Linked DNA regions of Homo sapiens: region 2 is linked to region 1. A link is a contact called in ENCODE POLR2A ChIA-PET data. All regions are on one chromosome and are shown on one strand. Each heading gives the region's core, a stretch centred on a gene start or an enhancer-like site at or near the end of the contact. The rest is flanking DNA. Distances are from core to core; before and after follow the strand shown.

What was found. ChIA-PET counts read pairs that join two places held with the same protein, here RNA polymerase II (POLR2A).
Region 2: POLR2A ChIA-PET joins it to region 1 with 13 read pairs in BJ. The contact joins two enhancer-like sites. POLR2A ChIA-PET finds 5 or more read pairs at or near these places in 2 of 52 experiments (BJ and WTC11).

Annotation. Positions count from the first base shown.
Region 1 is chr5:172,648,549-172,652,105 of GRCh38, reverse strand. All of the region lies in intron 1 of NEURL1B (neuralized E3 ubiquitin protein ligase 1B), which reads right to left. Among named protein-coding and RNA genes, the nearest start is that of NEURL1B, 9.1 kb to the right of the region's middle. Within about 2 kb of position 2,090, at least 6 of the 41 ENCODE cell types and tissues checked have a DNase peak (open chromatin) inside an H3K27ac peak, as active enhancers do.
Region 2 is chr5:172,905,281-172,908,717 of GRCh38, reverse strand. The region is part of intron 3 of ERGIC1 (endoplasmic reticulum-golgi intermediate compartment 1); the gene reads right to left. Among named protein-coding and RNA genes, the nearest start is that of MIR10523, 8.1 kb to the left of the region's middle. RefSeq lists an enhancer at 2,935-3,437. Within about 2 kb of position 2,102, at least 26 of the 41 ENCODE cell types and tissues checked have a DNase peak (open chromatin) inside an H3K27ac peak, as active enhancers do.

The sequences.
Region 1 (3,557 bases), core at 841-3,340:
CCTTGGAGACCTGAAGGGATGCAGTGAGCTTAAGAACTTTCAAGAGCTTACCAATAAGTCAGCCCTTGTTCATCCCAGAGCGGATGTATGGTGGTATTGTGGTGGACCTTTACTGGACACTCCGCCGAATAACTGGAGTGGCACTTGTGTTTTAGTCCAGTTGGCTATCCCTTTCACCCTGGCATTTCATCAACCAGTGGGAGGAAAAACAAGACATCATAAAGCAAGAGAAGCCCTTACAGGTCTTTTGACTCTCACGTCTATTTAGATGCAATTGGAGTCCCATGGGGAATACCAGATCAATTTAAAGCCTGAAATCAAATAGCTGCAGGATTTGAGTCAATATTTTGGTGGGTGACAGTTAATAAAAATGTAGATTGGATAAACTACATCTATTACAACCAACAGCGATTTATTAACTACGCTGGAGATGCTGTTAAAGAAATAGCTGAACAAATGGGGCTACTAGCCAGATGGCTTGGGAAAATAGGATAGCCTTAGACATACTAGCAGAAAGAGGAAGAGTTTGCGTCATGATTAAAACTCAATGTTGCACCTTCATCCCAAACAACACCGCCCCTAATGGAAGTATAACAAAGGCATTGCAAGGTCTGACTGCTCTATCCAATGAGTTAGCCAGCAACTCGGGTAAATGACCCCTTTATAGGATGGCTAAAAAAGTAATTCAGTAAATGGAAAGGAATAATACCCTCAATTCTTATTTCCCTCGCAGCCATGATAGGTGCACTTATTCTTGTCAGGTGCTATGTCATACCATGTATCTGTAAGTTGATGCAAAGGCTCATAAAAACAGCACTTACTAAAACCTCACTTAACTATCCTCCACCTTATCCAGAGAAGCTACTGCTTTTGGAAAATCAAGCAGAACAACTAAGCCAAGACATGTTAAAAAAAGTTTGAAAAGAAAGCTGTAAGGAAATACAAGGGGAGTTGTTAGATATGAGTTCTAAATTTCTTTTCAAATAATTAATATGTCAGTATGTTCAATGCTTTGCCTTCTACTTTTAAACTTCCTCGTAAAGCAACCTTTTTCGATTATCTACTCCACCCTGACTCATTCCGATCATAGGCTCCATCCTAACTCATTCTGATCACCTGCTCCACTCTAACTCATTCAGATTATCTGCTCCATCATTCTGATCACCTGCTCCACCCTAACTCATTCCGATTACCTGCTACCTGCTCTGCCCTGACTCCCGCCAAAGCACTCACCCCATCATTCTCTTTAAATTAGCCAATCGGAATTAGTTTAGCCTGTGCGGTCTAATCCTAGCCAATAGGGGAACAACACAGCAGCAGGGGTCACGTGCGTCAGGGATACGAACCCCTTCCCCTCCCTTGTCCAAGTGTGCGCTCACCATTGCTCCATCTGTAAGGGCATACCCTTCTATAGAAGTAACTTGCCTTGCTGAGCATTAAGAAAATGTATATTTGAGTGCTATTCCTTTTGCGGCACCAAAACTTTGTGTATAACACAGCTCAGGGAGGAACAGACTTGCCCAGGATCATACAGCTTAGAGACAGTGGAACTGAGATTCAAACTTGGGACTGCCTCCAAACCCACCCTCTTTCCGCCACCTTTCTTGAGATTCCAGCGAAAGACCCCATTTGTAATCACCTGGTGACCTTGTGCCAGGCTCTGGTCCTCAGTATCCCCATCTGCCACGTGGGAGCTGGGACAGGGATTCTGAGCACCCTCTGGTCCTGAGAACAGAGCCCCTGAGTGACCTATCTGCAGGGCTGAAGTTCCTGCAGAGACATGGAAATTCCACTCTGCCATCTCCTGCCCTTGAATGGACCAAACTTTAAGGGAAGGGAAGCTTTTCTGAGACATGGAGATCTGCTTGTTTGGACTGGAAAGTTACCAGGCAGACCTGGCAATGGAGACACGGAGTACAGCGCAGACCCATCTCATAAATCCATCCTTGTAGCAAAAGGAAAGAAAATACGTGCCTGAGGGATGCAATTGTGATATAAACAATGTGTAATGTTGAGGATGTAAACAAAATACACTGTTTAATAGCTGTGGGCATTCTGCCAAGTGCCAATACTGCCCAAGACACCTCGACCCCACCCATTTCCCCAAATGGCTTAGTCATTAAAGAACTTTCCCCCCCTTGCCTAGAAGTGAGGCTAGCGGCCAGCTCTGGGTGGCCCTGAGTCCTGGTAATAAGATGAAAGGAGAAGAAGGGATGAGTTTGCTGGGTCTGTGGTCCTGGGATGGCTGTCCCAAACTCTGCTCAGAAACACCTGCCGCTATCTGAAAGTTCTGAGGCTGGGTGGACACAGGGAGGTATGAGAACTGGGCTGAGGCAGGTGACGTCACCGTCCTGTGCCTTATATGTCCTGATCTATAAAGTGGGGCTAAACCCTCTGCCATGCAGAACTGAAAGGGGGACTAAGTGAAAGATGTGAAGGGTGCCAGGCAGGAGTGGTGGCTCACACCTGTAATCCCAGCACTTTGGGAGGCCCAGGTGGGCAGATTACCTGAGGTCAGGAGTTCAAGGCCAGCCTGACCAACATGGTGAAAACCCATCTCTACTAAAAATACAAAATTTAGCCGGGTGTGGCAGTGGGTGCCTATAGTCTCAGCTACTTGGGAGGCTGAGGCAGGAGAGTTGCTTGAACCCGGGAGGCAAAGGTTGCAGTGAGCCAAGATTGCACCACTGCACTCCAGCCTGGGCAACAGAGCAAGACTCTGTCTCAAAAAAAAAAAAAAAAAAAAAAAAAAAAAAAAAAGAAGTGAAGGGCTTTGCAGGAGTTCGGCAGATGGGCGCTGGAAGGCATTCCCTGGAAGACCCCAGGGTCAAAAGGCGTCTTCGTGGATAATTCATCTGAGATGCATTGGATACTCCAGGGCCTCTGCAAGAACCATGTCAAGTCCCAGTTTGACTAATTACCTGTGTACTCCAGTGACAGGCACGTTCTCCCCGCTGTCCAGCTCCAGACAGTTCCCACAGTTAGTTCCTCCTTTGGTTGAATTGGAATCTGCTCTCCTTTGATGTCTACACACTGGTCATGTCTGCATTGGGTCCACCATGCACTTCCCCTTCAGGTCTGCAGGCAGCTCTCAGGCCACCACAGCCCCCGCAGACTATGCTGCTGGAGAGTCTTTGCTTCCCTGGGGATGGCATGGCCTTTGATTTGCTGCCCAGAAAGCCCTCAGGGCATCAGCTCTCCCCTGACCTGCCTGGGCAGGGAGTTGGAGATCTGCACACCAGACCTTGGGGACTATCTGCTGGGAATCCCCATGGTGAACCCACAGGCTGCCTGGAGAGGGCCCCCACCCTGCCATGCCTAGAGGTGCGATGTGAGACAAAGAAAAGTAAAAGAACTAGGTGAGCAATTAAAAATGAACCTGCCAAGATTTCTAAATGCTTACAGAGTTCTGCCAAATACAATGAAGGCTTCCAGTGCAAATGGGAAATGTCCTCCATGGGAACCCTCCACCCTGACCCAACATTCCCTTCCACACTGACGTTCCTTCCCTCTAGCTGGAATCATGTTGGACTGCTTGAGCTGTGTTCCCTGGGAAA
Region 2 (3,437 bases), core at 853-3,352, 260 kb before region 1:
ACGGGCTGTGTTCTTGGGAGAATGCATTTTCTTGCCTTTTTCAGCTTCTAGGCGCTGCCTAGGCTTGTGGCCCCTTCTCCCAGTTCCAAAGCCAGCAGCTTCCCCCTTCTCTGACCTCCACCTCTCTCTTTTTTTATTTTTTGAGACAGAGTCTCACTCTGTTACCCAGGCTGGAGTGCAGTGGCGCGATCTCGGCTCACTCCAACCTCCATCTCCCAGGTCCAAGCAATTATTCTGCCTCAGCCTCCCGAGTAGCTGTGACTACAGGTGCGTGCCACCACTCCAGCTAATTTTTGTATTTTTAGTAGAGATGGGGTTTCACCATATTGGCAAGGCTGGTCCCGAACTCCTGACCTCATGATCCACCCCCCCCCTCCCCCCTCCCCCCCTCCCCTCTCTCCCCCCCCCCCCGCCCCCGCCTCAGCCTCCCAAAGTGCTGGGATTACAGGCGTGAGCCACTGTGCCTGGCCTCCACCTCTCTCTTACAGGAACTCTTGTGATTTCATCCAGTCCACCTGGCTAACCCAGGATCCTCTCCCCATCTCGAGATCCTTAATGTAATCACATTTGCAAAGTTCCTTTTGAATGCAAGGTAACACGGCCACACACATCAGGGACAGGGACCTAGACATCACAGGGGGCAGGGGGTCATTATTCTGTCGACCGCATCGGCCATATTTAGGGGCAGGTGGCTCCACAGACAGCCATGTCACCTTGCTGTCAGCAGCACAGTGTTGGCATCTGTTAGCAATCCAAATTTGCTCAACAAATACTTTTTTGAGTACCTACTACCTGTCAGGAGCCAGAAGCAGCAATGAATCAGACAGATGCTGTCTCTACCTTCTTCAAGCTTATAGACACAAGAACCAGACATCACTCAGCCCCTAAATATGCTGCCACCCCCAACGCTGATTAGTACTTGACAGAAAGCTGCAGGGGGCCATGACAGGGACTACAGGGCCACTGACCTTTGGGGAGAAGGGGCTGGGAAGACCTCTCTGAGGTGTGATTGAGGTCTGGGGGATGCGTAGGCATCATCCTGGCAGCATGTGCAAAGGCCTGGAGGTTGGGGAGGGCATGGCTGCTTTGGGGAACTGAATGAAGGTCACCGTGGTTGCAGTGTAAGGAGGCTGCACGAGGCCTTTATACTTTTTTTTTTTTTGACAGAGTCTTGCTCTGTCCCTCAGGCTGGAGTGCAGTGGCGCGATCTCGGCTCACTGCAACCTCCGCCTCCCGGGTTCAAGCGATTCTCCTCCCTCAGCCTCCCAAGTAGCTGGGACTACTGGCATGCGCCACCATGCCTGGCTAATTTTTGTATTTTTAGTAGAGGTGGGGTTTCACCAGGTTGGCCAGGCTGGTCTTGAACTCCTGACCTCAGGTGATCTGCCTGCCTCGGCCTCCCAAAGTGCTGGGATTACAGGCATGAGCCACCGTGCCTGGCCGAGGCCTTTAGGCTTGATATGAGCACAGCCACGGGGTCAGGCTCGCACTCACACGGGCTCCCTCTGGCTGCTGCAAGGAAGACCCACTGGAGGGGCTGCTGTGCAAGAGGGAGACCAGGCAGGGGATGGCGGCGCCTTGGATGGGGTGGGATGGGAATGGAGAGGAGGAGGGCTGTAGGAACCCACGTAGAGCAGGCGGGACTTGCTGATGGATGGGACTGGGCGGAGGAGGGTGAGGTGAGGGGGGAATGCAGACACACTGCTGTGTTTCTTCCTGGACCCATTCTTTGGGCTGAGAGCCCTTGGAAGAGGAACAGGACCAGCAGGAGGGAGAGGTGCTGAGTGCCAGAAGCTGTGCTGAGCCCAGGTGTCTTGAGGCATCCCCAAGTAGCTGCTGGATGTCTGATGGCCGCATCTGATTCCCCGATAATGCCCCCCACCCAGAGGGAACCAAATCTAAAGGCCTGGCCTAGGGGGCGGCTGAAGGGGCAGTGCTTCAGGTGGCTGGGCTGTGGTTATTTTAAACATTTATTAGGCCCCTTGGGTCCAGTCCCTAGGCTATAAATAAAAGAGAACTGCCCTATCTAAGCAATGAAGACTCCAAGAGAGCTTTGTAAATGGCCACATCTTAGGGAAAGAATGAGTCAGACCAAGGCAAAGGAATTTCGTTTTTACTAAGACCACATCTTTGCGCCCCTAGCACCCGGTGTGATGCTGTTCACAAGGAACGGTGGGCTCTGAAAAGACACCTGGGGCTTCTCTGTGGGGCCCACAAGGATATTCCCAGAGACAAGAGTGCAACAGATGGGCCTCCACTCGTTAAGCTGGGGGAGGCCTACTACGTGCATTCATGCTGTCCCATGTGCGCCTGTGAAATGCCCTGAGCCCCATCTTAAAACCAGGGAACAGGCTCGGAGAGGGTGTGTCCCATCCCCGGAGTCACATGCTAGGAAATGGCCGAGCTAGAATCTCAACCCAGCCTTTCCACAGCTCAGGCTGCCTCCCAGCCCTCTCCTCAGCATCAGGGTCAAGGAAGAAAATGAAGGAGGGCCCTGGTCCTGGGAAGCCTTAGGATGGGAGAGGGGAGACACGGACCTGCGCTTGACCTTGCTTGTAGTGTTGGCCCCAATCAGAGGCCACCAAGAGCAAAGGAGCTGGAGGGAGAGAGGCAAACAGGAGCCCAGGAGGTTATGACAGACAGGACTAGCTGGATTTCCTAGGCCAAATAAGAATTCCTAACCCTAGCTGGGGAAGGTGACCACTCCCACCTTTAAACACCGGGCTTCTAACTCAGCTCACACCTGACCAATCAGGTAGTAAAGGGAGCTCACTGAAATACCAATTAGGCTAAAAGCAGGAGGTAAAGAAACAGTCAAATCAGCTATCGCCTGAGAGCACAGGGGGAGGGACAATGATGGGGATATAAACCCAGGCATTCGAGCTGGATTGGGCAACCCCCTTTTGGTCCCTCCTTTGTATGGGAGTTCTGTTTTCACTCTATTAAGTCTTGCAACTACACACTCTTCTGGTCTGTGTTCCGGCTCGAGCTGAGCTTTAGCTCGTGGTGCTGATCGCAGTCGTCACAGACCCACCGCTGACTTCCACCCCTCTGGATCCGGCAGGGTGTCCGCTGTGCTTATTCAGCGAGGCTCCCATTGCCGCTCCTGATCGGACTAGAGGCTGGCCATTGTTCCTGCGTGGCTAAGTGCCCGGGTTTGTCCTAAATGAGCTGCACACTAGTCGCTGGGTTCCACAGTTCTCTTCCGTGACCCACGGCTTCCAATAGAGCTGTAACACTCACCGCATGGCCCAACGTTCCATTCCTTGGAATCCGTGAGGCCAAGAACCCCAGGTCTAAGAACAAAGACCCGCCGGTAACAGGCCCGAGGAGGATCGGCCTCCCTACAGCCAAATGCTCTGCCTGGCCTTCAGCACCCAATTTCTACCCCAGCTGTAATGTGCAACTCTGGAGAGCTGTTGAGTAATGAAATTGCT